2 separate regions of the Homo sapiens genome follow, and region 2 is linked to region 1. The links are chromatin loops, found by intact Hi-C in ENCODE. Cell type or tissue: sigmoid colon. All regions are shown on one strand. Links, peaks and the distances in the headings refer to the core of each region. The heading gives the core; the rest is flanking DNA.

Region 1 (15,549 bases), core at 3,524-11,523:
CGCTTCCCGGGTTCAAGTGATTCTCGTGTCTCAGCCTTCCAAGTAGCTGGGATTACAGGCGCCCTCCACCATGCCTGGCTAATTTTTTGTATTTTTAGTAGATGGAGGATTTCGCCATGTTGGCCAGGCTGGTTTCAAACTCCTGACCTCAGGTGATCCACCTGCATCAGCCTCCCAAAGTGCTGGGATTACAGGTGTGAGCCACCGCGCCTGGCACTAAAAGCTATGGTTCTTGAGGGAAGAGCTAGGATGGGAATGGGGCAGTTGGGGAATAAAGATGACTTTTACTGGGCTAAGGAGATAGGGCTCAGGCCTTGGTAATTGCCCAGGAGTCTCGGACTTGAAGGAGAAAGCTCCAGAGGAGGAAGACACTTCAGAAAAAGAGCCCAAAAAGCATGCATGCAATTTCCTCTCAATATTAGGCAGAATTCTAAGCTGGGCCTGTGTGGGATGAGACTCTAAGAAAACCGGCAGAAAACAGCCTCTCGGTGACTTAGGAGCTGAGCAAAAATTTCATAAACAGGACACAAAAAACACTAACAATACAAGATAAAGATAAGTTGGATAACATTAAAATTAAGAACTTATGTTCTGATTACAAGTTCATGAAAATATTTTTCTTCTAGGAGCTTTGTTTCTTTACTGCTTATGTTTAAATCTACAATTCTGGGCCAGGCACAATGGTTCATACCTGTAATCCCAGAACTTTGGGAATCTGAGATGGAATGATGGCTTCAGCCCAGGAGTTTGAGATCAGCCTGGGCAACATAGTAAGACCCTGTCTCAACCAAAAGAAAAAAGAAAAAAAAATTATCCAAGTATGGTGGCACACACCTGTGGTCCTAGCTATTCAGGAGGCTGAGGTAGGAGGGTCTCTTTAGCCCGGGAGGTTGAGGCTGCAGTGAGCCATAGTCACATCACTGCACTCCAGCCTAGGTAGCAGAGCAAGACCTTCTCTTAAATAAATAAAAATAAAAATAAAATAAAAACACAAAACTGGCTGGGCACAGGGGCTCACACCTGTAATCCCAGCACTTTGGGGGGCTGGGGCGGGCAGATCACCTGAGGTCAGGAGCTCGAGAGCAGCCTGGCCAACATGTGGAACCCCATCTCTACTAAAAATACAAAAAATTAGCTGAGTATGGTGGCAGATGCCTGTAATCCCAGCTACTCAGGAGGCTGAGGCAGGAGAATCACTTGAACCTGGGAGGCAGAGGTTGCAGTGAGCTGAGATCGTGCCATTGCACTCTATCCTGGGCAACACGAGTGAGATCCGTCTCAAAAAAAAAAACCCACAAAACTATGATTCTGGTTATGTTTTCTTCTATAGGTCTAGAAATGTTTCTGTACAGAAAATAGAACAATGCAATGTGGTATTTCAATATGGGGTGCCTTTACCCACTATTCAAAGTCAGGTAGTGTTTAGCAGGTTCAGTTCAATTCCTAATCTGCTGCCACCTCAAATTTTAAAGTCTGGGAGTGGGGTTCCCCATCACCATTCTAACGGCATCCATGGCCACATTGGGTGAGGATGGGGGGCTGGTCAAGGCAGAAAAGTGTCAAGCAAATGTGTTTTGTGAATCAGATGGCATGGTGTCCTTTGGATGATCAATTGTCGGGCGGTGGAGGCTGCAAGCCAACAAAGTGAGGTCCTTAACAGATGTCAAAGGGAGGAAAAAGTAGTGGTAAAATACATCCCAACTGAACTGATTCTTAATAAAGATGTTAATGCTGAAACAGATAGTGAGTGAGGTTGTCAAGATGATTATGATAGTAATGACCAGTATGTGGCTATTTATCTTTTGCCATAAGAAAAAAAAAATATTTATTGTATTGCTAGCATAAAACATTTTCAGTAGTTAAATTTTTCTTTAATTGCCAGAATAAAACATTTCAAGCTGCTTAAACCTTAATGATGGTGTGTTAGAAGTATTTTTCCTTATTATTCTACAAGTAACTTCACCTTCCCCAGAATGAAAATAGCAATACCAACGCATTTTTTTCCCTTCAGTTCTTGAATCAAGTGAAATAAATTAATCCTTCAAGTCTAGCCATGACATTGTTTTATAAATATTATAAATTAAATTATATTGTATACTTATTGGTTAATTGAACAGCCCCTACTATATATATTTTTATATTTTCAAATAATGTCATCACATTTCCAGGTGATTTTTAAATAACCCCAACTAATTTGGATTAATAAAAAAAGTCTTGATGGACAAAAAAAAACAGCCACAAACTATTGTCATCAAGTGAGATTTGAGGCAGGGTAAGGTGAAATTTACATCTCAAAAATTCCAAATGTATTTGAAACTCTATTAATTTGGTATATGACAATTGATTATGATTGTCTAGGAAGTGTTAATGTATTGGTTTATTTCACAATTTGACACAGGAGAGTTACACATGTATAGCTTTTCTCCTGCTTTTTGTATCCTAAGTAAATCCTCACTGAGTCAATCATAAATGCCATATGCATATTTATTAAAATCAAAAGATAACATCTTTAGTGTTCTTATTAATTCTTCGAACACTAAATTTCCTTTTGTGTTGAACAGTGCATATCCCCAAGTGAAAGAAAAATCTCAGCTGTGGTTTTGCAGCTGGATCCACACTTCTAATCAGAGGAGAAAAGGGCCTGATCTCACAACATATTTATATAGTTTTTAAACTTTCTAAGATAAATGAAGCTCCACTATGAGTAATGCCTAATGGTATAAACACCCCTGCTTTAATGATTGCCTAGTAACTATATACTGCAGGCTTGTGAGTTTGCTAAAGAGGCTGAATAAACAGAAATATTCAGGTCCATTTCCAATTCAGGTGGATAAGGGGCAAGAGCAGGCCAGATTTTTTTTTTTGTTAAAATTGTTTTTCCATAATGGTATTGCACTAAAACATCTTTCTGCACTAAAATTTACTCTTGTAAATGACTTCTGCAGATAAGCATCCAAACCAACAACTAATGATTTAAAATGTAAAAACCATGCAAGAGAATGGAACCAACACTACTTCATTGTTTGGTATTAGCTGGTTTCTGTTCTTAGAGTGACTGTACCGGGGGATGATTTTCTTAATGTGGCTCTAACCTTGCAGTCAAATCTTATATTTGTACATTATTTCAGCAATTGAATGAACAGATACAGTTCCCAGTTAAAGGTTGTATTAAAAGGGGCTGGGAGTGATTATGATAATTATTTATGTTTCGCTTTGGCTTGCTTCCTACATAGCAGATTTAATTCCCTAATTATGTTTTGCTTTAGCTTAGGTAAAATTAGCTTGCATTCCTTTGGCACACACCAACTGCAGTTGGTGGAGGAGGCCTTCCAAAACCATAGATTGTTGACAAGAGTGGCTAACTAGATTAGAATTAAATTTACTGAGTAAAATCCACAAAAAGCCTGAGGCACATGTAGCTAATGACATGTGCTATGAGGGAATGTAGTTAGGTCATAGGAAAACTTGTTTCTGGCAATGGACACTCAGAGCTCATCTGCGGAGTTCCTGACGTCAAGATTTGGGGCTTCCTAGGTTGGTCACCATGCTGCAGACAGGGACAAGCATGGTCTGCAATATTTAAATTGTATAACTATAGGCTTGAGGATACAGTCAGAAATGATTTGCTACTCAATAATTTTGTCATTTGGCAATACTAAGACATGATGACATATGGTTTGCTCTTTGGAATTAACATAAATGTTGTCATTTGACTGAAATAAATAATTCTCTTACTCCATGACGGAAAGAGTTTTAGGTTCTGTGTATATTCCTTTATCTTTTCACATGGAAGGAAGCATCCTGTTGTATCATATGTATAACTCTGGGTTTTTGGTTTAGTGGGTTGGAGGATATGGCTGATGAAGCCAAGGACATGGTTTAATCAGAAAACCACTTGGCTCCCAAACATCTGTCTGCATTCCCACCTTTAAGAACTCATTTCCCTGGTCATTTCACCCTTAGAGAGTGTGCTATAGCTCAACACAAATACCTCTATTCCAGGGTTTGGAAAATAATTACCCTCAAATTCTTTAGTCAGTGGGTCATCAGCATCGTTATGATCCAAAAAAAGGATGTAAATAATAGTTTTCTCTATTTGCAATATATTCAGTATTACTCCTTCCATTTTAATGCCAAAAGGAATTTACTGATTAAGACTCATGATTCATTTTTGTTGTAGGGATTTATTTTCCTCCTGTTTATACTTCTATCTTTCTCCTTTTTTACCCTGCCTTTCAGTAATTTTCACTGTAACCCTGGGATATCTTTTATTTTTATTATTAATTATTATTATTATTTAGCTGTTTAATGAGGCTTCAAAAGATTTAATTTCTGGAGCCATCAAGTCAATACCCTTTCACATCTATTTGCTTTGACTGTAATAGAGCCTGCCTTTGTGCAAAGAAAGTCTTAGAAAGAGTTAATTTGCAATAGTAGCAGAGACTAATTCTCAAGAGAGAATTGAAACCAGCAAGTGTCCTCCTGGTGGAGAAGCAGCCCCAGGCCAGGCTACTAGTGAGGAAGTTAACTCCTAGTGTGCCACTTCTGTGCAGTAGGTGAGATCCTCAGCCAACCTTCAACAGTGCTGGTTTTAAGGTGGAAACAGAATGCTGTCAATTCTCCTTCCCAGGTACTGGATTTTGGTGGTTAGAGAATGTGGTGTCCTGTGATTTTTATCACTGTTTTATTTATTTTTTTTCCATTTCACAAAAACAAACAAAAAATGATGGGTGGGGGTTTGCGGTGGGGGGGGGGGGTGGGCAAGGACTGATTTCCTTGTAACATGATCCTGCTTTAATTGTATTTAGGTGAATACAAGCTAATTTTTTCCCAGTGATTTTTTTTTAAAAATTGGGCTGCATGTATAAAAGGGATTTGCTTCCCAGAGATGGTGTCATTTCATATTTCTAACTCTTAACCCTGAGTAAAACTTATTATTATTATTTTTTCCAGAAGTTTGCCAGTTAATTGCTTGAGAAGTATTCAACATCAGAATCAAGAAAATTGATTGCCTTGCAATGTGTGGAAGTGCATTTTGAAAAGAACAAGGAATGCCCTTGGACTTTAAATTTTTACTATCAGTTTGACATCTAACTTTTACTGTCCAGTGGTTTTCTTTAATCTTAAAGAAATCTAGTTATTCTAATATTGAGCAGTTTTAGAGAGTATACTTAATAAAGGAAAGTGGTATAATGAACAGGGATGGATATTAAAGGGATAAGTGAGGGAGTAACTATCAGAGCCAATATAAATAAATAAATAAATAAATAAATAAGTACCTGTACTCACAGGATAACCTGGAGATGATTTCTAAGCCTCTGACTTTTAGCCCCAGAGTTCTAGGTAAAGTTCTTTCTTGACCTCTCTTCTGGGAGGGAACTTTTCACAGTTTATTAATCAATCCCTTTCAGGGTCTTTGCAGAAAAGATTTTCTCTGCCCTGGTTTGTGTCATATTTGGGTCTAATTTGGAAAGTGGAGCAATTAAAGAGTCAAAACCTTTCATTAGGAGCCTGCCATTAAAAAAAGAAGAAAGAAAGAAAGAAAGAAAAAAGGAAAAAAAAAAAAAAAGCTTTGATCTGTAACCCTTGGACTGAACATTCTAGTCATTCATCTTCCAAAATTTCAAGTGCAAGATTTGGTTGTGGTTTGATTTTACGTCTTTGAGACACAGCTTGAATGTCTCAATTTGATTTTATGCATTCGACACATTTTTAGGGATCTGGTGATTTGGGAAGGGCTGTACCATATGGTCTTGGTGAGGTGATAGATTTTCACATTCTGGAAATTGGCAGCAAAGGGTAGGAACTGAATTAGATGTGGAAAGGGAAGATTAAGCGTTTGGGCCTAATTCACTCATCTCATGAAAAATCTTCTGAGACGTGTAATTCCCATAAAATCTATTTTTACAAATACGGCTTTTGTTTGATTGTTTTTGGTGTATATGTACACGTGTCCTCACACGTAGGGAGTAATTTTTTTAAATTCTCTCAAAAGTAGAGGACATGACATTTAGCTTTTAAAGCTATGACATTTAACACTTCTCAGTTAGTCCTTCAGGAGAGATCTCAGACTTAGGGGGGTCACAGAATATAAAACAGCCCGCTACACATTCCCTGAAAAGGAGATTGTATAGAAAGTTAGGAGCTGAGGGGCTGGTGCCACGTTCTAAAAGAAAACAGGACAGACAAATCGTTTTCATCTGAGAATTGTTTTTGGAGAAACACTAGAGTCAACGATAGAATAAATCAGAGCCAGGTGTGTATATATATAGGGAGGATAAAAACACCCTGGCGGCAATGAAATTTAAGAAAGAGCAATTTAAGAAGAAAGGGGTGCCCTGTGTGATTCCTCGCGGTGGGATAGAGGGAGCTGAAGTGTAGGATTTTCCCTGATCTTTCAGAGAATTCAGATTCAGGAGGCCTGACATTTAATCTGGTCTGTGCACGGATTTCTCCGGCTTGGTTGGGGTTCTGCGGAATGCAACGCTCCTCGGGCGCTTTCTGCCTTCACCTCTTCCGTGGTCTTTGATCCCCAGTCCCCGCGCAGGGCCGCAGCGGAGCCAGGTCGTGCGCCCATTTCTCGCACCTCCACGAGCCCGCGGCTGGCGCCACCGGGCGCGGGACGCGGGGCGCGGGGCGGGACCGAGGCGGGGCGCTCCGGCGCGCAGCGGGTTAAGCGGCGAGGGCGGTGGCGAGGGGCGGAGGGAGTGCCGCGGCTCCCGGCTCCCGGCTCCAGGCGCCCGCGTCCCGGACAGCAGCGGGTTAAGTGCCGCCCGCGCGGAGACGGCTGAGTCCGGAGCCGCGGCTCCGAGCTCGCATTCGGATCCGCTAGAGCAGGAAGATGGCGACGGACGGCGCGAGCTGCGAGCCCGACTTGTCCCGGGCCCCGGAGGACGCGGCGGGGGCCGCGGCGGAGGCGGCGGTAACCGAGTTCCCGGGGCGGGCGCGGGGCTAGTGTAGACGCGGGCCGGGGGCGGCGCCGGGGTCCCAGCCGGACCCGACTTCGCACCCCCGGGGCGTTCCGTAAGCCCGGGACTCTCCGGTGCCCCTTCATCGGGGCCCCCCTTCCTCGGGATGCCCACACGGCGGAGGCCGCGGGGGGGAGCGGAGCGGCCACCCTGGCTGGGGATCCCTCCTGTCCCTTCCGCGCCCCACGGGAAGCGGCCCCGGGTCGCCCGGTTCTCCCAGCTCCCTGTCTGCGTCCAGTGCGACCCCTATGCCCACTCCCTCCGCTGCGGTCGCTTCTGGCCGGGGGAGAAGGCTGGGACGTGTTTCCTGGCGAATTTGACCCCCCATTGTTCACCTCTCGCTGCGCGCGTGGTTGCCAGCGCGTGTCTCGGGGGTGCCTGGTACCGCTCAGCGGACCCGGGAGAGCAGCTTGGGGGAGGTGGGCCATCGCCCAGCAGGTGTGGGGATGCCCATTGTGTGCATCTGGTCCTGTGCCTTCGGGAGGCCCACTGGGAGAGGGCCGTGTCCAGATGTGGGCGCTGCTGCCGCTGAGGCCAGCGCTTTAGGTCCTAGCAGCCTGCTGCCCCATTACTTGGTGGTAGTGATTGGGGTGGGGTGGATGGATTGGTTCTTCCCGAGACGATGCTCAGGAGAGGTGGAGGTTCTGCACCTGGTTTCAAGACATTGTTCTCCTTCTCTGGAGTCTAGAGGCCGAATGCGCTACCATTCTTGACTGGTCCTTACTTTCACCCCCTTAATATTCCGGTGTAGAGACTCGCTGGTGGTTTCCAGCCTCTACTTTGGGGAAGGGCTGGACCCACATTTCCTGGGTGGAAAAGGTTCTCGGTGTTTGGGAAGCAGCTTCGCAGGAGCTGCAAGGAGCTGCAGAGAAAGGCAGATCTGGGAGCGCCTCCCACTCTTGGCCAGATCTGGCTGCTCCCGCCGAAGGATGGGGTGGGATGGAGCGAGCGGGGCGTGGACGCCCCCCTCTTCCTATCAAGACCTGAGCAGAATCAGTGCAGGAGAGGGCAGGGCCGGGCGTAAACAGCGGGGGCCGCTTTAACTTCCTCCCACCCTCTGGAGGTAGGGCTTTCTGGAGAGGGAGAGGAGAGATGTGGAGGAAGGTACTTGGGGTGAGAGGAGCTGAGCCTGGCAATGGAAGGAGAAACGGGGAGGAGGACTGCTAATTTCCACTTGTAAAACTGGCAAGTTTTGATTTGAACTTTTGGGAAAATTGAGTTTCCATTCTTTGCATAGAAAATGAGAACTTTAAGATTTCAAACGAAACCTGCCCACTTATGTGAATCAGCTCCCCTCTGTGGGGCACAGTAAGGAAACTAGCTATTGAGACAAGGCTCTCTGGCAAGTGGAAATGATTTGGTGCCTTCATCCCCAAAAGGTGGGAAGGGGAAGGACGAGGAAAAAGAAAGAGGGTGTGTGTGTGTGTGTGTGTGTGTGTGTGTGAAGGGGAAGGACGAAAAAGAAAGAGGGTGTGTGTGTGTGTGTGTGTGTGTGGTGTGTTTCTTGTTCCCCAGAAAGGTTGAATTTGTTTACTTAATCCACTCAGAATGGGTTTCTGTTACCCTCAATATTTTAATCACCTGACAATTAACCCAAACACAAACATCTGACTGATGGTCTGTAGAGCTGATATATAGTTTTGTTTGGTTAGATCGTAAACAAAACCCAGGACGCCAGGCAGATTTCTGTGTTAACAAGGTCAGTGTTCCCTCTCTTCTGTTTAAAATGTTCAAGTCTGATTTTCACTGCTGATAGTTGGGGATTTGATAATTTCACCCTTGTTAATGGGCAGAGCCATGGAAAATCTGCGAAAGTGAACCTTCTTTGCTATTTCCATAGAATCCTTTAGGGTTGCGAGATGCAATAAGGATTCTTCATCTAGTAGTTTAAAAACCAGTAATAATTTCTGAATTTTTAGTAAAATTTTGATGATGGCTTTTGTAGTAAATTGGGCCTTTTATTTTAGTTCTCCAAATAGTTTTGACTTAATAAGGCATGGTTCTCTCATATCAGCCGCTTGACCTATAGACTGATTTTTAAGTGAAAGGAAAGCTAGTGTAGAGGAGTGATATGTGTCATCACAATTGCTCCTTAAAAATCAGAGGCGTTTTATGCATTTTGGGTTCTTGTTGACTGATATTTTTTATTTTAGTGAACAATTCACTTTGCATTTTGGAGATTTGTTGACTTTCAAATTGGTTTACATATCGTGCATTTTTATGTATACATTTGGCAGTAAGGAGTCAATGGAAGCTCTAAAGCAGTAGGCTATTTTTGAAAGTGAGTGTTTTCACTAAGCTTTGACTATTTAGATTGTTGCTTAGAAACAAGCTTAATTTATAGTTTTCAGTTTAATATCATTTTTAGTGGAATGTTTTAAATTTAGTTTGTGATCCTCATTCTTAGCTGTTTAAATCCTGAAAGCATCCCAAGTTTAAGGCTGGGTAACAGCTACATTATTCAATAGGATCATATTAATAGTCTTTGCCGTGAACCGTGCCGGGAAACCTGGGCTATTTTCAGTGCCTTAGCCAAATGTGATGACTTTTATAGGCCATATTGCTGTTTCCACTCTGAAAATAACTCCTAATGGATAAGGCAGTATGGAAAACGAAATCTTCATGCTTTTTATTGTCACCAAAGAATTTTGGAATGAAAGGAAAATGGAGATCTTTTTAGAGCTATATTTGGGAAGCCAACCAACATTCTTGTCATTCTGAGCTTTTCTGGAGCAGCTAATAGACAAGAAGTAGGTATAAAATTTGTTGTCATGGTGGCAGTGACAAAGAAAAACTTGGACAATGATTTAAAATGCACGACAGTGATGTTAAACAAATTAACAGCTGAACTTGAAATTTTTGTTTTCCAGGTGACAGTATTGAATGTAAATGCACTGAAAAGAACTTTCGTAGCCAATTGCGCTAAGCGTTTTTTTAAACTAAATTATAGTTACGTGGCAGCTATAGAATGTTGAAAGTGTTGCAGCTTAATTTTTAAATAGGAAATAACGTAGATTTAACACACATTACTGAACACTTACTGAGATACAGGCATCATGAGTATGATCTTTGCTACCCTAAAGTAATACATTCCAGTGATAGAAACTGACATACGCCAAGGAATCAAATTGGGGATGATGGTGTCATGAGAGGCAAAAATGATTTTGCATTAGAAGTTTGGAGAGGAACAGTCATAGAGAGGGTCCCTAGTGGATGGATCTAGAAACTTCCATAGAAGGATGACATTTGAAGTAGTCCTTGAGACTGAAGGAGGATTTGGACCGGCACTGCAAGAAGGAGTGTGCAAATGTGGTCATATCCTAGGGAGCCATATGCGAAGGGTTTTCAGTGATGAGCATAGAGGTTCCCATTCTGGTCTCAGCTATATGGTTCAGAAAAATAGCTTGGAAGTTGAGGAAATTGACTGGAATATTTTTCCAAAGATGAGAATATAACTGTTTTCAGTGTCCTGCTTTTCACTCTTTTTTTTTTCTTCTTAAATAATAGGTTGTAGATTTCTGTTTGCCCCAGTTTTTGAACTTTATTATTATTGTCGTTGCTGTCATTGTTATTGTATTTCTCACAGCAGCAATTTTGTTTAGAGAACATTTGTCCTCTCAGTGATTGAATCCATGCCTGGGCTAGATTACCAGTTGGTTCTATCCTTGTGTGTTTCTCATAACTTTATGAGGTGAGAAAATGTTTCACAGCCTTGGTACTTAGACATTTACAAATATCTGCTGTTGATCATGTGGACAGGAAGGCTGTGGCTGGGAGAAAGCAGCCTCCTCCTCCGAGGAGAGTTGTGTGAAGTTTGTAAAAGAAAGCAAAGGTGGTTAGCACAATGCCAGGCACATGGTAAGTGTTCCACAAATATTTACTGAATGAAGAAAATGAAAAGAAGCTCACCAAGAAGCTGTGTCATAAAATTTAATGTTGATTGGCTAATTAGAAAACTCACTTTGTGTGTTACCAGCTATCTTATAGTGAAATTATTGGCCTGTGACTTGTAATAATTAATGTTATAGATATTATAGATCTTGATCCAAAAAGATAACCCTAATTCTTTTAAAATTTTCATCTTAATACTGCCGCTTTCCAAGCTGCTTTTCTCAATGACTTCTTAGATTCTTTGCAGGGGTTTTTTAAAAGTTTAATTTCCAACACTATTAGTTTTCTCTTTAGATTCTCGCTTTTCAAAATGATGATTGAGGCTGCACCTCTACCATCCTGCATCCTTCCAATAATAAGAGTCAAGGCCACATCACCCATTGGGGTGTGGAGGAGAGGATGATTGATAGGGGGTTAAGAGAAATGTGGGGAAGTTTGGAAACAGGAAAGGGGAATAAAAGGAAAGAATGGGCAGGAAAAAAGGAGTTTAGGCAAGGCTTTAGAATAGTCTGCAATTTCACAGAAATGTGGGACTGGAATTTCAACTTTGAATGTGCCTAGGAAGGATGGAGCAGTATCCCCCAACTTCATTTACTTTGCTACCCAGGCCTGTCTGAGTATTGCTTTAGAAGGATACTTTATTTGAACATACTCGATTACATTATTCTCTGTTGGTGCTCCTTTGCAAAGCTTATGTAACATGGAAAAAGATTTGTCTTTTCTGTTGGTAGTTAGGTAAGGAATCAGAGGACAGGTACGAGAGACGATGATGATGACATCGATATTGAAAGATTTTTAAAATTTTAATGTTTTAAATAACTTACACAAATAATGAGATCATATTATTAATGCCGTGTACAGCATGATGCCTTCCATATAGAAATCCTGATTTTAGAGTAGGGGGAGATACTCTCTTTAAATAAATTGTTAGTAACCAACTAATACATTGGGGATCAGTTTAAAAGGTTATAGTAAATGTAGAGTAGTCGAGGTAACATTGCTGTGTAGAGTGAGTACTTGTTTGCAGATGATTTGGTTTTGACATTTTTATATTTCATTGAAAAGACAAGATGGTTCCAAAGGCCTGCGTCTTCATCTGGCCCAGCCTTTTCATTTGAAAATCAGCGTGCAGATATTTGCCACCTACAGATAATCAAGACTATTCTTTAATGCATTGTAAGCTTCTTAAAGGATGGTTATTACATTTGAATGTCTGCTTGCCTGTGGAGCTGATCCATGTCCCATGTCGGGCTGATGTCACATCGAAAAACTGAGTTAGGGTGAAAATAGATGTTTGTTTTATTTGAGATGTAGTCCTTTTTTTCCCTAAGGAGGAAATAGAGACTGCGGGGAGATCTGAAAGGAGGAAAAGGGAGGTAGCTGAGCTTAATTATCAGAGGCTGTCACCCCTGAGCCACTTTTCTGCCATTCTTTCCAGCTTTCTCAGCTAAAATTAGTTACATCCATTACCAGGTTTCCTTCCTGACATTGTTTCCTTGTCAGTATTACCTCCTTTCAATACACTGAGTTTCTTGTCTTGCATCAAAGACCCCAGACAGTGTGGTTGATTTGAGGTGCATGACCTTGGAGAGCTGACACCAAATAGATCTCATGTTCTCGTACTATATGTTGTTTTAAAGTGGAACATCAAGCAGCTTCCCTAGTTTAGGTTACTCTAAATGATTTTTGAAACACTGAGAGAATCATCTAATACAGTTACTTAGTTCCCCCTAGAGTGGGCTGAAACATTGTATCTTAGTAAGATGGATGTACCTGAGACATCCTTTGCACACTTTCTGTTTTCATACTGTGTGCAGTAGACATTTTATACCCAAAGTGTATATGGTGGGGTGGGGGCAGGGGGAGCATGTTGGATAAAATAAGTGAAGAAGTAATGTTCTTACTGTCCTGACACATCTAGTAGGAGTGAGAAAATAGAGTTAATAGAGATAATAAGTTTACTATGAGGAAATGCACAAGGCCGGACATGATTAACTGCCAAGTGAAGTAATAGAGCAGATTTTAAGACTGAATGGCGAGAACAAGAGATTTCTGGAGTCTGGAAAGACATTCAAAAGTGGGTTTGAGCTATGTGCTGAAGAAAGATAGTACCCAGATGAATCAGAGGAGAATGGAGGATTAGGAAGAGCAGCATCAGAGGTATGCAACCCCATCACAAAAATTCTTTCCTCCTTGTAGAGAGAGAAATCGGGAAGATAATCTCAAGGCAAGAAGTAACTTCAGAGATTTGAAAATACTTTGAGATCTTGAGAAGTATGTACTTTTCTTCATGAAAACCCTTACAATTAGCTGAATTCTTAATATAGTGCATGTTCTTATGTACCTAGAGAGGTGAATTTAATATTTTGCATGTCAGTGATACAGCCTTTGCATTGTGATGGTGAACTTTCAAGTTGATTTCATTGCTTTTCCTTTTTGATAGCCCTTATTCATCCCCAAAGCATAAATCTTGCTTACATAGAAAGTTCTAAATGCATTATTATTGGCATGCACTATTAAACTGGGAGGAAAATACATTTCTCTAACTTCTGAGCAAAGAGGCAAAATCAGTTTTCCTCAAGTACCTCACAAACGCTTTTAGGCTCAGGAAATGACCTAAATGAATTTCCTCAGTCCAGTAATCCAGTTACCCTGATGGTACATGAAATCAGGACATTTAGGGGATGGGGGAGATTTAAGAGATCACTTACTCCAGCATCCTTATTTTTACTGATGGAAAACCTGAGATTCAAACAGATGAAATGATTTGCCCTACTTTGCTGATTCTTCCCTAGCCACATTGCTCATCACCCCACCTTCCAGTCTGCCTGCTTTCTCCTGTGTAAAGCTTACTGATGGAAAATAGGCACAACCTGCTGGATTTTAAATTGGAAGAGAGGCTCTTGGTGTTGGTGGGAAGAGCCAGAGAAAGTGCCTGAGTTTGTGTTTGGTCACCAACATATCCCCCAGCAGCCCTGATAGGACGGATGTGTTTGAGGAAAGATCTGAGGGGTGTCTCTGCCATTGTGGCTCATAATGTCTCCTGAAGGCATTCTGATAATCAATCACTGTTGGTTGGTTCCACTAATTCTAAAAGGGTATGGGTAAGACTTTTCTGTTAATATTTAGCTGTATCTATTGAATTCCCCACATAAACCTAGTGTTTTAGATTTGGGGAGGGGGAAACTTGGTATTGGCCTGTGTTCAATTCTGGAAATTTAAGATGAGTTTACTCAGCCAGGGTCTGTTTTGTCTATTCTGTCTCTTTCTCTCTTTCTCAGCCTGTATGAGAAAAAATCCTGAAGAATGCCCTCCCCACGCTTGCGCCAAGTAATTCAGAGCTGTTCAAAACTACAGTGTTGAACAGTTGAGTTTGGGATTATTTCTCCTTTTCCATTTATACATAATATACTATATATATGTATATATTATATATATAATTATATAAGTATACTTTTTAATTTTAAATAAATTATATATAATAAATTGTAATATACAATAGATTAACATACAATAAATTAATATATATGACTTGTATCCTAAACAAGACATACTTTGATGACCAGATTCTGGATTAGTTGAAGCTGCCATGCCAGATTTTTAAAACTAGGTGTTAAGCACTTTTTCTGGAATGCTTTTCCTGGCAAATGTAACAGGCAGAAGAGTGGCCTGTGGAATTGAAATCTGTTTTTCTATTTTTTCTTTTCTTTTTTTTTTTTTTTTTTTGGAGATGGAGTCTTGTTCTGTCACCAGGCTGGAGTGGCACGATCTCTGCTCACTGCAACCTCTGCCTCCTGGGTTCAAGCAATTCTCCCACCTACAGCCTCCATAGTAGCTGGGACTACAGGTGCATGCCACCATGCCTGGCTAATTTTTTTTCTTTTTTTTTTTTGTATTTTAGTAGAGACGGGGTTTCACCATGTTGCCCAGGCTGGTCTTGAACTCCTGAGCTCAGGCAATCTGCCGGCCTTGGCCTCCCAAAGTGCTAGGATTACAGGCGTGAGCCACCGTGCCTGGCACAGGTCTGGTTTTACTTTGTTTTTAGTTTCTTTTCATCACTAAAAAATAGCTGGATTTTTCTTTTTTAATTGGGAAAAGCAAGTTCAATAGTAAACTTTAGTCTGCGAACATGTCTGCTGTGATTTTTTTCTGGGGGGCGTTGGGGATTTGGGGGTCATGTTTTCATGGTGCCCTGATAGAGACCTTAATTTTTTTGTGTGAGTGGCAGCATTTGAATCTGTCCTGTCTTCTATCCAATTTGAAAATTAGATTATCAAGGCAATCTTTTATAAACATTATATGACTTAAAATAGTTCGTTTGGCTCTTAAACCAAGAAACTTTAATATTTTTTCTATATCTAAGTACTTTTGTACCATATGCATCTAAGATTAATGCCACTTCATATATATATGAATATATATGAATATATATTGAATGAATATATATGAATATATATTGAATGAATATATATGAATATATATTGAATGAATATATATGAATATATATTGAATGAATATATATGAATATATATTGAATGAATATATATGAATATAGAATGAATATATATGAATATATATTGAATGAATATATATGAATATAGAATGAATATATATGAATATATATTGAATGAATATATATGAATATATATTGAATGAATATATATGAATATATGTATATATGAATATATAT
Region 2 (15,549 bases), core at 2,907-10,906, 41 kb after region 1:
TGTGCCATGCCTTCTTTATAACAGGCCCCATTTTATGAGATCGGAAATTGAAGCTCAGCAGCTGAACCCTCCACATGGTCTTAGTAGCAGAAATACCATCTTTGGGCTCAGAGTTTAGTTTATTTTTCCTGGTGATTGCTAACACCAAAGATGGGCTCTGCTACTTGGGGAGGGTTTTATGGTAAGCATTCAAATATTCAGTGCTGCCTAGCAGCTTGGTAGGTGGTACTTATCTCTAGGTGAAGAGTATCTCATCTCAGGAGATTACATCCTTGAGGCTAATGTTTCACTTATCTATGGTCACATAAGAAACTACACCAACCAGTTTTGTGGCTTTAACCCATGAGTGATTAACTCTCAGATCTCTGTCTCTGGAGGCTGCCTGGGCTTAGCTAGGCTAGTGTAAGGGATAGGGTAATAGGTAGTGAGGCCACAAATGCAGATGGGAGCCAGATGTTGAAGGATACTGCAGGTTACAGTGTCAGGTGGATGTCACTTTTCTGGGGTATCTGGGCGGTCCTTTATAGACAGGTATGAGTCGAGCATCCCTAATCTGAAATTCAAAGTTCTCCAAAATCCAAAACTTTTTGAGTACCAACATGATGCCACAAGTGGAAAATTTTATACCTGGCCTCATGGGATGGATCACAGTCAAAACACAAAACTTTCATGCACGAAATTATTAAAAATATGATATAAAATTACCTCCAGGCTATGTGTATAAGGTGTATATGACACATAAGTGAATTTCATATTTAGACTTGGGTCTCATCCCTAAGATATCTTACTGTGTACATGAAAATATTTCAAAATCTAAAAAATCTGAAATTCAAAATAATTCTGGGTCCAAGCATTTTGACTATGGGATCTTCAACCTGTAGTTGGTATTTTCTCAACTAAGAGAGGCTGGTTAGGGCAAATGACAGGGAGGAAGAGAGAGCAGAGAAGGTAGCAGGGGTATACTGAGAGAGAGGCAGAAATCAGAAAAAAATATGCAAAGAATGCTGTCAAAATTAGTGGTAGTGAGAAAAGTAGTAAAAGTGTATTAGGCTGGTGGATGTTAGCAAGTGAACATTTTGTTGTTATTGGTGGTTTTGTTGTTGTTACAATAGTCTGGCATTCAATGGCTTAGGGGAATTTTTGGTTGCAAGTGACAGAATACCTCCTAAGAGATATATTGGCTCATGTAACTGAAAAATTACAGGACTAAGTCTAGCTTTTAGGTTTGGCTAGAAATAGGGGCTTAAATGATGTCAATCAGAACTCAGTCTCACGCTCCTTGTCTCTCAATCCTGATTTCTTTGGGTTAACTCTGCTCAGGCAAAACACTGACCCTGGATTCTCTGAAAAGTACAACATTGGTAGAATTGGATGGTGATATGGTTTGGCTGTATCCCCACCTAAATCTCATCTTGAATTATAGCTCCCATAATTCCCACGTGTTGTGGGACAGACCCCGTGGGAGATAACTGAATCATGGGGGCGGTTTCCCCCATACTGTTCTCCTGGTAGTGATTAAGTCTCACAAGATCTGATGTTTTTATAAAGGGTTTCCCCTTTCACTTGGTTCTCATTTTCTCTCTTGCCTGCTGCCATGATTATGAGGCCTCCCCAGCCACGTGGAACTGTGAATTAATTAAACCCCTTTCCTGTATAAATCACCCAATGTCGGGTATGTTTTTATTAGCACAGTGAGAACAGACTAATACAGACGCTTAAGGTATTTTGTACAAGAGTGACGTATTTCTTAACCCTCTCAATCAGTATTCTTAAAGACCACTCTCTTCAGTTTTGTTTTGTTTTTTTGAGACAGAGTCTCGCTCTGTCGCCCAGGCTGGAGTGCAGTGGCGCGATCTCAGCTCACTGCCAGCTCCGCCTCTGGGTTCATGCCATTCTCCTGCCTCAGCCTCCGGAGTGGCTGGGACTACAGGCGCCCACCACCACGCCTGGCTAATTTTTTGTATTTTTAGTAGAGATAGGGTTTCGTCGTGTTAGCCAGGATGCTCTGGATCTCCTGACCTCATGATCCGCCCACCTCAGCCTCCCAAAGTGCTGGGATTACAGGCGTGAGCCACCGCTCCCAGCCACTGTCTTCAGTTTTATAAAAAGAAAAGTGGGGTGGAAGGGGACATGAAATGCTAAGAAAGTAGCAACAGTTCTCAATTTACTAATCCAAGAATGGGCTTGTGCTTCAAACTTGAAGTAGCGTGAGAAGGTGGAAACAACAGTCTTGGTAATGAAGCCTCCCCTGTCCAGTCCTCCAGCTCAGACTTAGTCTGGGTGGTAGTTCATAGGGAGATATCAATTATCCTATTCCCTCTTCTTGAAAGTGACAGAACTCGACACTTTTCCTTGTGTCAGGCAACATGGCCTGTGCTGTACGTTACTTCTTTAAGCCTTATAGTAATCCCGTGACTTAGGTATTAGTTGTAGGTATTATTACTAATATTAGGTATTATTACCTAGTTTACACATGAGAAACTGAGGCTTAGAGTGGTTAGCAACTTGGCAGAGATCACAGAGCTAGGAACTTTAGAGCCAAAACTCAAATCTAGGCAGTTGAAAACCAGAGCCCCCGTTGTGGACTGAATTATGTGGCTCTGCATCCTTATAATCTCCAGTCTCTTTCCAGATGCACGACCAGACCCTCTGGCTTTAATCAAGACGAATGCGTGTTGAAAACTTTAAACAAATTAAATTTAACAATTCAATTGAGCAAAGAATGATTCTCAAATTGGACAGCCCCTGAACCAGTATAGGTTTGGTAGAACTCCAGAGTGGCCACATGGTCGATAACATTTATGGACAGAAAAAGGAAAGTGACTAGAGAGAGAAAAGGGAAGTGAGGGAAACAGCTGGATAGGTTACAGCTGAGTGTTTGCCTTGTTTGAATCTGCTTCTAACTGTTGACCCCCTGTGGTTGACTGAAGTTTGGCTGCTGTGATTGGCTGAGCCTTGGCTACTTGTTAGAAAAGTAGGTTCCAGTCTGTTTACACATTAAGTTGGGTCACAGTTCACTACATACAGAGAAACCTTTAGGCTGAACTTAAAACATATAAGATGTCAGCTTTGGTCTAAACTTAATTAAACATGAATTAGTGTGCATATCTTTCATGTGGACAAGACACACTGATAATTCACCATGCCATCCTTAGGGCTCAGAGAGAGACTCATTCCTATTTCTGCAAACACTTTTAAACTGCAACTTCAGCCGTCCCCTGTGGGAGGCTTAGTGTTGAGAGCATCCATTCATGTGTGGCAGCTGAGCTGCTCAGGTTTAGAATTCCACCTACGGAGGTGTGCACTGCAAGCTGTTTTTGCTTTTATTGACGCTGGCAATTATCTGAAGAGTTTAGGAAAATTGGAACACTGCTGCATCATTTTGAGGCATTTCCAAGAGGCAACTCTAAGTAAACAAATGAAACCTGAAGCAATTTTCCTGTGTAGCTTTTGAAGGGCCAGAATTATTTTGTTTTGAGTAAGTAAACCCAACCTAGCACCTTCGGTGTGGACTAAAGAATTAGTACATGCATTTCTATCCCTATGTTTAAACAAAATAGAATAAATTATAAAATCTCATCACTTCTTGAAAGCAATATTGAATGTTCTAAATAAGATTTCTCTTAATGTAAAATGGAGAAGTTTATGACTCGCACTAAAAAGTAAAGTGTGTTCATTTATCAATACTAAAAGTATTAGAGTACTTTTAAAAATGAGTTAGGTACATATTCTTTTCTTTATGTATTTACTAGAATTCTAACAATTTAGGATTTAAATACTAAACTGACGTTCTTGAGAATGAAGAAAGATTAGTTTGTTTAGATCTGCACTTTCCCATCATTTCCTAACTGGGGTGAGTGGTAAAGGAGTCATAAATAGGGAAAAAAAGGATATTAGCATAAGTTCTCAGTTCAGAGTCAGATTGTCTTCTCTGTTTGTTGCAGGTATTGTATTGCAAATTCCAAAATTGTATCACATACCCTTAGTCAAATATACATATGAAAATACATTCCAGCCCTGGCATGGTGGCTCACACCTGTAATCCCAGCACTTTGGGAGGCCAAGGCAGATGGATCACCTGAGGTCAGGAGTTTGAGACCAGCCTGACCAAAAAGGTGAAACCCTGTCTCTACTAAAAATACAAAAATTAGCCAGGTGTGGTAGCAGGTGCCTGTAGTCCCAGCTACTTTGGAGACTGAGACAGGAGAATTGGTTGAATTCAGGAGGTGGAGGTTGCAGTGAGCCAAGATTGTGCCACTGCACTCCAGCCTGGGCAGCAATGGAGTAAAACTACATTTCAAAAAAAAAAAAGAAGAAAGAAAAAAGAAAATATGTTCCAAAGTGAATATATTTTACTAGCTAAGCCACCATTAAGATGTTGTCTGTCTATGTATATATTTTTTAAAGGACTGTGAGTAAGCAGCATCTAAGGTTATTACTGATTAACATTTTTTTCTTTCAGCTGAGAAATTCTTAATTGAGAATCTCTATTTCAAAGCAGCAAGGCTGATCATTAAGTACTAACTCAATACTGGCATTAGCAATGGACACTTAAACTAATTGAAGAATTCATTGAGTGCTTGTTGTGTACTAGGTAAAGTGCTCACAATAAACATGAGTATGGCTTGGTCTCTTTCTTGTAGCTCTCAGCCCAGCCTTGGAGGACAGAGAGGAGATGGAATTGCAAACAGGTAACTAGGTTGTAGTGGAATATGAAGAATTCAGTGAGGATCTACGTACAACATATAGTGATCAAGGAGAATGGGCTCAGCATTAGGGTGGTTAGGAAAGGCTTTTTAGAGAAAGACAATCTAGACACTGTGGCTCTTGAAGGATGGATGCAGCTCACCAGCTGTACATACACAGGCATGAAACCACATGGTGAACTCAGGACTCAAAATTGTTCTGTAGTTGGAACTTGTTTTAAAATGCACTCAGGATTTGTTTTAATCAGATAAGACACACAAACACAGAAATGACTGTCATGAAGGAAGACGTTTTTATTCTCAGAGATTGCTAGAAACAGGAGGCAAAGCATGCCAATAGGACCACACGGGGAAGCACCAGGATCAGTCAGGAGGCAGAGAGAGTGAGGAGAAGCATGGCCCAGCACCTTCATTGTGGTTTCCATGGGAAGGAACGAATGAGGCAGGGGAAAGCAGGATTGAGATTAGCTAGTTTGAATAATTTCAGCAGATTCCTGGGCTGTAGGGACTGCCTCTGTTTGTGGGACTTATGGGATACCTGGACCTGGGGGTGATTAGTACAGGGAGATAGTGGCTTGATGTATGAGTTCCATAAAAGAAGGTTGATGGGCCAGATGCGGTGGCTCACGCCTGTAATCCCAGCACTTTGGGAGGCCGAGGTGGGTGGATCACAAGTTCAGGAGTTTGAGACCAGCCTAGCCAACATAGTGAAACTCTGTCTCTACTAAAAGTACAAAAAAAAAGAAAAAAAAGCCGGGTGTGGTGGCAGGTGCCTGTAATCTCATCTACTCAGGAGGCTGAGGCAGGAGAATTGCTTGAACCCAGGAGGCAGAGGTTGCAGTGAGCTGAGATTGCGCCACTGTACTCCAGCCCTGGCGACACAGTGAGACTCTATCTCAAAAAAAAAAAAAAAAAAAAAAAAAAAGGTTGATGAATGAAGGGCTATAGATTGATTGGTAGTCATTTGCTGTCTCTAAGAATTGGTTTCCCTGGGAAAGACGATCTCTCCCTAGTCAGTGATATCTCAGATAGTAGAGCATCAAGAATACAGAAAAAACAAAAATATAGTTAATACAAAGCTTCACAGGGAGAAAGGAGGAGATGAGTGGTAGTATGTAAAAAAAAAATGAGAGTAGAGAGAGAATAAAGAGTCAGATCATGGAAGAACTTGCTTGGTGAGGGTTTGGGCTGTAGTATTATTAGGTATTGGAGAACTCTTGACAGATTTGGAGAAATACGGTAATACCTTAGACCTACGTTTTAGGGCAGTCCCTCTTATCAGCAGAGAGGAAGGTTGACTGAAGGAGTGTTATGTCTGAAGATGTAGGGACTGAGCAGGAGACAGCTGAAAGTGTCAGTGTGAAAGATGCTGAGGGATAGAGTTGCATGGTGGCGGCTGGGATGGAGAGGAGGGGTTAAAGATGAGCGGGATTTATAATAGGATGTAGCCATTATAGTCCTTGACTGACTAGCTGTGGGCAGGGGGGAAGTGATGTCTCTGTGGACACTCAGGTTTCAGGTGAGTTGTAGGATGGCAGTGTCACAGCCAGGGCATGGAATGTGGGAGGTAAAAGGTGTGGGGTGGGAAAGATGAAGAGTTCAGTTTAATTCTTGTTGAGTTTCAGGGGGCTTGTTGAAATGTCCAAGCCAAGTTATTTAACAGGTAGTTGAATTTAAGGGTTTGGAATATGTCATTTTGGTCATAGAATACTGTTTCTAGAAGCTTAGAAAAGGAAGTGGAGAAGGCAGCACAGATAGAATTAATAACCTTAGAGAGGGGCAAAGAAACGGTTTCCTTTAAGAAAGAGAATAAGGTTGAGAGCAGAACGTTGAACATACTTGAAAAAGAAACTGATCTCTAGCATGAAGAAGAAAGCAAGATTGAATGTCACGAGGAGGATAAGGGTGGGTTAGGAGTGCAGTGAAGGTTTGGAATGTCCACCTCGAGCCACAGACCCAGGAGAGAATAGGCTCCTTCTAGCCAACATGATCCATTGAAACTGTCAAGTCTTGGCTCCTGGGACCCAGGTGAGTTTGGAGACCTCAAATGTATACAGTCTTTCAAATGTGCTGTTGTGTACTTTAGAAAGAGCACAGATGGCAGATTCTGGATGGACCCAAGCTCACAGTATTGAGAAATAATGGCTTGAATCATATTGGCAAGAAGGAGCCTACCCTCTCCTGTGTCTGTGGCTCAAGGTGGACATTCTAAACTTCACTACACTCCTTATCCTCCTCATGACTTTCAGTCTTGCTTTCCTCTGGAGCAAAAGATGATTCTCCAGAATCATCTGGAGAAATGTTAAGAGCTCTACACTGGATGGAGAGAAAAAGTGCTTGGAGAGTGGGAGATAAGTTGGGGGAAATGCTGAGATCTTTGTGTAGTCATGATGAAGCCCACAGACATGAAGGTGTCAGGGAGTTCTAATGAAGGCTGTTGGAGCCAAGGATATTAAGAAATAGTGAGCTCTGATTCTTTTGCTTATCCACATGATTCAGGGACTCCTGGATAACGACAGAGTTGTTGGTGAATGAGGGGACTTAGGTCTTTAGATAGCCATGTTTATGTTTTATCTCTTAAGTGCTTGAAAAGTTTAAAATGTAGGTTTAATAGCCAATAAATATTTCATACACAGTTAGAATTACACTTTAACCCTGAAGTTCATTTACTTTAAGAAACAAAAAAATTAAAAAAAAAACTTACATGTGAAAACATTATCTTTTTTCTAGCCAAGAGGATTCTTTGACTATTTGGTAGTCTAGGCTATTCATCTCCAAAGTGGAGTTCAAATATAAATCCTTGTTATGACCTTGTGAAACAAAAACAATCATTACTTCCTCAATTAATTCAGCCAGAGAAGTGTTTATTTTCTGTGCAGAGCAGGCAGCTTCCAGAAGTGCCAAGTAGCCAGGGAAGGGTGGCGTTCATTCTAGAGAGGGAGGCGTTCCTAATAAAGAAAGAGCAGTCAAACAGGGTTGCAAAACCGTCAGCTGTTTAATGACTCTAATGTCTTCTTGGGTCTGTTCTCCCTCCAAATAATATATCAGCTCTAAGGATATTTCTCCCAATGGCTATGTATTTGGCTTTCTAATTCTTTACTTTCATTTCCAAATCAGTTTGAGTGTTCATGACACTCTAAGAGCAAGGAGGAAAGATTAGGAATGCCAGACGCATTGATGTTCGGTATGTCTCTGGCTGTTCACTCATTCACAAGCTAGCAGGTTAATTGATCTTGGGGTAGATTCTTAATATATCATGGTGCTAATGAATTTTTTGACCTTAGGAGGTCTCCATGGAGCCCTTGCTGTCGGCCGTGTAGTATGACTTTGTAGCTCAACAGAATTATAGTGAAACATTGTAACTTAGGTCAGCTTTAGAAGTACATTCAATTAAAAATAACTTGATTGCCTGTTGTACACGCTGTACATGTACTTGTGCATGTATTTTAAAAATCTATTTTTAGAGTCATTTTAACATTGAAAAATGGAAATAAAATTAAGACTGTTGCCAATACTAAATTAGCTTCCAAAGTAGTAATTTTGGAAATGGGCTATCAAGATATTTACTTGCCTAAATTGATTTTTAAAAATCATTTTGGTGGACTCTTCTGTTGATACTCCTGTTTCTATGGAATGGAGTAGGAATTGTTTCTATGGATGCCAGGCTTAATTCTCAAGTACATGTTATCTTTCTCAAACACAGCTGCAAGAATCCATGTGCTTGGTACCAATATTTAAAAATAGACTACACAGGCAAAACAGTCTGTGCATTCACAGGCAAGCATGATATTATTTTAGAGGGCTCTTCTAAATTGTGTGGCTGTACTGAGACAGCTCAAACTATCAGGATGCCTCATATATACTCTGACATCTCCTCTTGTATGAATTCTGATGTGCAGTTGGTCAATCAGTTTGAGCATGGAGCTATTGTGACCAGAGCTATGGATGTAATTCCTATTTGGGGCATTTACTGTAGCACAGAGGCAGTTAAATTATACCTGGGTCCTTTTCCACTGGCTGGCCACATGGGGAGATAGTGAGAAACAGGAATAGGGCGTGAGCATATGTGGATCCCTCATTCCTAGAGCATATGTGGATCCCTGTGTCCTGAGAAGGTCCACAGCATCATCTTCCCAATACAAAGAAAAGGTGTGCAGGTGAAAAGGAAATGAGTACCTTTAGTCTGAACTGGTAGTTCTGTCTGCCCTGGCTGAGAGACTGACCACAGGCTTTAGCCTTGCCTAAACCAACACTTCCATGTAACTGATGGGTTTTAAGAACAGACATATTTTGGGCAGAAGCTGAGGACCTTAGTCTCATCCTAACTTTATTATTTTTGCCATCCTTTGTTCTCTATGAATATTAATGAGAGACTAAGGACATTAAAGGACAGAGACAGATGCCTTCAGTAGCTGCTCCAGAATAGAGGGAGTGGGAATGGTCAGGTCCTGACCTCCTTCCTGCAGCAAATTCCAACAAGCGCTGTTATGTGCCACCTACACAGAAGAGTGGTGTCATATGCTCTGAGGCCACTGAGGCCTGCAGGCTTGTGCTCCACTTTCAGTGAGAAAGTGGGTGGCGTAGCTTGGAGAAGAGAAAACAGATTCCTACAAGAATAGATTTTAAATATATAATTCAGTTTTAGTCTTTTCAGAAATTGACCACAGCCAGTCATAAATCATGTTGGAGAGTCAGGAAATGATTAGCATCTGTCTTGGGCTAAACTCCTTTGGAGCAGACACTACATTTCACTGTTTTATAATGTGTAACACATGTTTACATTCTTCTAGCATTTATTCTGTGTTACAGACTATTTAATAGACACCACCCACTTCCCATTCTGCCCCCAAATGCCCAACATAATAAGGAAGACAAGGGAAGCTGATTGCTGGAGAAAAATTGTATACACATAGACAGTTCTTGATGAATTTTCATTGAATAAATGATGTAATATAAATAGCAGAAATATAAATAGTTGAGCTTTTATCAATGTGAACAAACACAAACAGGCTTGTGACAAATGGCCTGTTCAGTTTTACATTGCTGATACCAATTAACCTATGCACTACACTTGATGGTTTGTAAAGCATTTTTTACAGCAGTTCATACATTACCTACAATGAAGGAAGACAAAATAGCATGATCTGAAATAGATTCTTACCCTGTTACTGCAAATGATACTTGTCCTGCTGCGATGTGCCTACCCTTTAAGCAAGACCAGCTCTTCCCTTCACCTTTTGCCTAGGTCCCTGTACCTCTGACTTAACGGTAGCCAGGAGTGCCCTACCCACAGTTTGCACATATGCCACCCATCTGGGGGGCACACATGTTCTTTATTCTGGGAATAAGATGAAGTTACCCTGAAAGGACTCTTTGCTTTCTAGTCTGCCCCATGATCCTTTTCTGTCAGCCTCCAAGGTTTTCTGGTTTGCTCTGGGAGTAGCAGGAGGTATACCTTCTCTCAAGGACTGGGGAACATTTATTTAATGGTGGTAAAATTACTGGCAGGGTTTGAATAAAGACTGCTTTCAAACTGTTGACATTCCTTTTCCCTTGATTGCTTTTGATATGGAGTGAGTCATCTTCAGCTGGTAGATGGTGAGAATGTTAAGATCTTTCTGTTTATTTTTTCCAGATGCTCAGTGGTTCATGCAGTTGGCGAGTTACTCCTCAGTGGCCAAGGCTGGTTCTTTAGGGAGTTTGGGGCTGGGCATAGTGGGAGTACAGGAGAACAACTGCCCCCACCATTCGCTCTTAATGTCCTGGGGAATTTAATTTTTAGCCAAGTCAACTTGTGTTTCTTGGAGCTATAAAAGGGACTGTATTTAAAATTTTTAATCACAACTTCTGCCTACAGAAATTATCTGTTGTATTATCCCTAGTAGACAAGAAACTACCTTTATTTCTGTGTTTTTCACTTTTTAAATTTTGTGTGTGGGAATGCTTCTGTTAACTCTTGTTTCCACAGCCACTACTGTTTCCCCATTTCTTTTCTCAAGTCACATATAAGTAAGCATTTCTGGAATTATCATACTGCAAACTACATTCTCCCCGAAATATTGAAACACCTCAGGGAAACTTCCTGCATTCTCTTAAAGGTTTTCACTTGCTTGCTTGTTTGTTTGTATACGTGCTCATGTGTCTATTTTTTGTAAGAAGCTTAATATTGGGAATTTTTTTTCTGTTATGAGTTGAAATGTCCTAGACGATTAAACACAAACACACATGATCAAAGCCAAATAAGAAAATGCTTCTGTGCAGTCATAATGATGAGAACAACATACAAGTGGGGGAAACTCCTGTTTGAAAATTTCCAAAACAGGAATTTGGTCTAGCAAACATGAAAGCAGTACCTGCTAAATCCTGCACCAGCCCCCACTCCCAGTATGCTTGCTACAGTGATATTCATCTCCCACAACATGATGATTGCTTCTTTGGACAATATCAAACCCTTCTTCAGAAGCCTTATTTTGTAAACACTTGCTTTAGAAGTAATGGTCAATTGGCCAGGTGTGGTGGCTAATGCCTGTAATCCCAGCGCTTTGGGAGGCTGAGGCAGGCAGATCAATTAAGGCCAGGAGTTTGAGACCAGCCTGCCCAACATGGTGAAACCCTGTCTGTGCTAAAATTATGAAAATTAGCTGGGTGCAGTGGCATGCTCCTGCAATCCCAGTTACTGAGGCTGAGGCAGGAGAATTGCTTGAACCTGGGAGATGGAGGTTGCAGTGAGCTGAAATCGTGCCACTGCACTCCAGCCTGGACAGCAGAGTGAGACTCCATCTCAAAATAATAATAATAATAATAATAATAATAATAATAATAATAATAATAATAATGCTCAGTAGAAATTTTAACTTTCTTTTAAATTATTGAAAGAATATTTTCTTATAGATGTTCTAAGTCATCTCTTTATAGGAGCTATTACTATAATTAGCTAGTTTATTATAATATCACAAACTTTGATAAGTTTTATGGGATTAATGTCACAAGTGTTGATAAGTTTTATGATAGGATTGCTTAGAAAATGGTATCAATTCAGGATTTAGAAGCTTGAGAAAACAAAGGATATGATTTAGAACTTCAGTAAGTGAATGGCTTTTGTACATTTGTTATTTTAGGGCTACAAACAATATTTATACATTCATATCTAAATTTACCCTGAAAGCTGAAAAACATTTATTAATAAGGGAAAGACTTATAAAGTTAATGGTATATCTTTTTTTCCTAAATGTGATGCTTTAGAACACATCATTTGACTTACGTTAGAACTGATTTCATGTATTAAAGAATGGCATTGAAACAGGATTCTGTTTCATTTTTTAAGTCTTTTTTGCTCTGTAATCCTTTACAAACTATCTCTTGAAAAGATTTATTATTTATATTTTCTCTCTGCATGGAGTGTTATGTTCATGCATGTTTCTGTAAGTGTTGATAATGGTGAGTTCATTTTCATCCTTGGGCACGTGGATTACAGTTGACATAATTGGCTATGTTTCATGAATGCCCCCATAGTTCTTGGCCCTCAAAGGTGATGAGGGGCTCTAGAATAATGGGTGGTTGGGAGTGCTGAGGTTTTCCCTTCTGGAATGTGATGCAATTGAAGAGAAAGAACAGTTGTGACTGTGTGGACACACACATGAAAACAGTCACCCAGCATGCTAGATACCTGATAAACTGCAGCTGGGAGTTCTAAATAACATGGAAGCTTTGGCACTGGCACGTGGCTTCCCATTTCCCATTTCTCTAATGAGACATCCTAAGGATATAAGAATAGGGAAAACCTTACACCGCCGCTACAAACTAGAAAGAGCATCATCATTATCATAATGATAACTGATTTGTTGCATGCTTCCATTTGTTTAGGTACCCAGCCAAGTGCCTTACATGCATTATTTCTTTTTCTTCTTCAAAGCAACAACAAAATTCTGGTTTAGGTACATTACTGCCTTCATGTAACTGATGAAGGCTCAAGGGTAGTCAGTCAAATAACCAACCCAAGTTTGCATAACTTTGAAGCGACAGATTCTATATCCAAATCCAGTTTGACCTCTGAGCCCATCCCTCTACTGTTGCACTAGCTGTATCCTGAAAAATAAAGGAATGCCTGCTAGATTTAATGTCTATATAACCAGGCTGAAGGATAAATGAGAACTGACTCTTCCTGAAACCCTGTGATGCTCTGGAAAAGAGCTAGCCAATGCCTACCCTCTTGTATTTGGAGAGGCCAAGGCAGAAAGTGGGATAGGTAGGAGTTGCTGATTGAAATCCCTTCTGTGACTGTGAAGGAGACGTACCAGAAAGCAGCATTGCAACAGTGCATGACTCAGACAGAAGCAACAACCAGAGAGCTGGTCATTCCCTTATACTCTGCAAGGACAGACGATGAGAGACTTTTCCTTGTACCTAGTAAGGAGACACAGCCAAAGAGACTGCATATCCTTAACACAGATGGGGGATAAAACCTGTCTAGGAGCCCATTTGTCTTGAAGGGCCTGCCATTGGCCTTTACTCTCTCTCACTCAAATGAAAGGAGCAATGAAATGTACATTTGTACCAGTCTACCCACCGACTCCTGGTATTAAGCATTTTAATGGCAACCAGCTGGGCAGTAAATATATTCAGAAAGATTCTACCTGCATGCCCTGCTTATGGATAAACACCAGATCTGAGTTAACTCCTACTGGTCCAAGGATGGAGTAAACAAGAAAAAAGAAAACATAAGGCCCATGAGAGATCTTGCAGGATAGAACAAGGAAGATAACGTAACATTTAAAATGCAAAGGAACAACTTACATTTGACAAAATTATTACAAGAAACAAATTTTAGAGTGTCATTTTTAGATACCATCTGTCTTGTGTCTTACAATTTGAAGAAACCTAGGCGTTGAAGTGAAGGAAGCCAGATTGTGAAGGGTGGACTAGCTGTGAAGCTAGGGAAGAGAAAGCATTGAATGGGACATAGATCTTGGAGGCAGATTGCTGGGAGTGAGTCCAGGCTCCAAATTTCTAGCCATGCAGCTGTGGGCAAGTCCCTTGCCCTTTCTTGGTGCTACAGTTTTCTTATTTTTAAAATGAGCATCACAGTACCTACATAGTGTGATTGTTATGAGAACTTAAAGTATATCAGCAGAATTAAAGCATGTATTGGAAATAGCAGAAAAAATCAACACTGTTAAAAAATTGAATCAGTAACAAACTTAAGAAGATCTCCCGGAACCCAGTGGAAAGGATTAAAGTGATAAAGTAGAAATGAAGATTCGTGTATGTGCAAGATACAGAATGGAGATCCACCAGGAGAAAAATTGATGTTCCTCAAAGAGACCAGAACAAGTGGAATGAATTCTACCACCAAGATTTCACATAATTTTTAGATTAAAAGGGCTATATGCCCAGAATATACCAGCTGATGCCAAGAATAATCTTAAAATATTATGTATTTTAAGGTAAGAAAAAGAATTGGCTTAATAAGGTAAAAAAAAAAACCAGAAAGTTTACTGAAAAGGAGAAAAATCTACCTGACCTCAGGCTTGCTCTTGCATACTCTTGAATTCAGGAGATGTTGAAATTAATATCTACTGTTGTGAGGGTTACCGCCTAAGCATGTTTTTACCAGACCAAGGCAGTGTTTACATAAGAAGAAAGTAGAAATCATCCTCAAAGTGGAAAGAATATAAAATATTTCCACCTAATAGCTGCTTGAAAAAAAAAAAAGACCTGAAAGATTCCTTAGTTGGAAATAAGCATAAAGAAATTAGGTGAGCCTGGACAACATGGTGAAACCCTTTCTCTACAAAAAATACAAAAATTAGCCAGTAGTGGTGCTGTGTGCCTGTGGTCCCAGCTACTCTGGAGACTGAGCAGGGAGGATCACTTGAACCCAGGAGGTCAAGGCTGCAGTGAGACATGATTGCACTCCAGCCTGGGTGACAGAGCAAGACCCTGTCTCCAAAAACAAACGAAAAGTGTCCAAGAAGAGCAAGAAATCAGTTACTAGTTCTTATCCTTGGCTGGGGCATCAAAGGACTTAAGAGAATCAAGTGGACTTGCCATTGAGTGTTGACCTGACTCTGAATGTTTGTGGAGTTATGCAGGTGATTCTTATGCGTGGTTAGGATTGAGACCTGCTTTAGCAATTTTATTCAAGATAAAATAAATACAAAGAAAATTAGGCAAGTGAGGATATTACCAAATATATAAAAATATTTCTTTTATTTTCAAATTTATGCAAATTTATTTGAAAACATAAACCTTTCTAAGCTATTAAAGCAAATTTTAATATATTAAACAATTTTTTTCAACCACAAGACTTAATTTTATGAAAAAGTCTTTTAAATGTATCTCTAATTTACGTATAATTCCAATCAAAATCATAATTGCTTATTTTTCGAAGCAGATGAAATCTAAATTGCATCTAGAAGAATAAGCTGGTTGCATAGCAAATTTTAAGAAATGAACATTGTGAGAGAGTCTTGTCCTACTGGTTGGTAGCATTTACTAATATAAATTAAAACATTTACATTGGGGAATTATAAATAGAAAGACAAAGGAAACAATAGAAGATTCAATAACAGGGCCAGTGTTAAAGAGATAATACAGTTTATAATGATAAAAGGGACAATTTATCACAAAGACATAAGTGTTTATGTGGCTGATAACAGAGCCTCAATATACATGAAGCAAACATTGACAATTAAAAACAAATAGACAATTTCATAATCATAGTAGCTTTTAATACCTCTCTCAGTAATTAATTGAACAGCTAGAAAACTCAGTAAAAACATAGAAAACATAAACACCCTCAGCCACCTTGATGAATTGACATTTCTAGAGTATGAGATCCAAC

Evidence for each region. Hi-C counts contacts between places; a loop is a spot of excess contacts. Peaks named below come from ENCODE experiments on the same cell type or tissue, not always from the same donor. Only the 100,000 strongest peaks of a DNase experiment are listed, where the experiment ranks them.
Region 2: a loop joins it to region 1, with 1.9 times the contacts of the local background. A loop is called at or near these places in 9 of 110 quality-filtered maps.

What each region holds. Positions count from the first base shown.
Region 1 is chr7:117,864,708-117,880,256 of GRCh38, reverse strand. CTTNBP2 (cortactin binding protein 2) reads left to right here and starts at 6,816. Exons shown (of 23, transcript NM_033427.3): 1 at 6,816-6,922. The coding sequence starts at 6,842. In sigmoid colon, for the core only: no CTCF peak of the experiment used is centred there; DNase peaks (open chromatin) are centred at 6,766, 7,436 and 7,896; H3K4me3 peaks cover 2,195 bases; H3K27ac peaks cover 538 bases.
Region 2 is chr7:117,822,820-117,838,368 of GRCh38, reverse strand. The region is part of intron 2 of CTTNBP2 (cortactin binding protein 2); the gene reads left to right. Among named protein-coding and RNA genes, the nearest start is that of CTTNBP2, 43 kb to the left of the region's middle. RefSeq lists a silencer at 12,870-13,439. In sigmoid colon, for the core only: no CTCF peak of the experiment used is centred there; a DNase peak (open chromatin) is centred at 7,623; H3K27ac peaks cover 217 bases.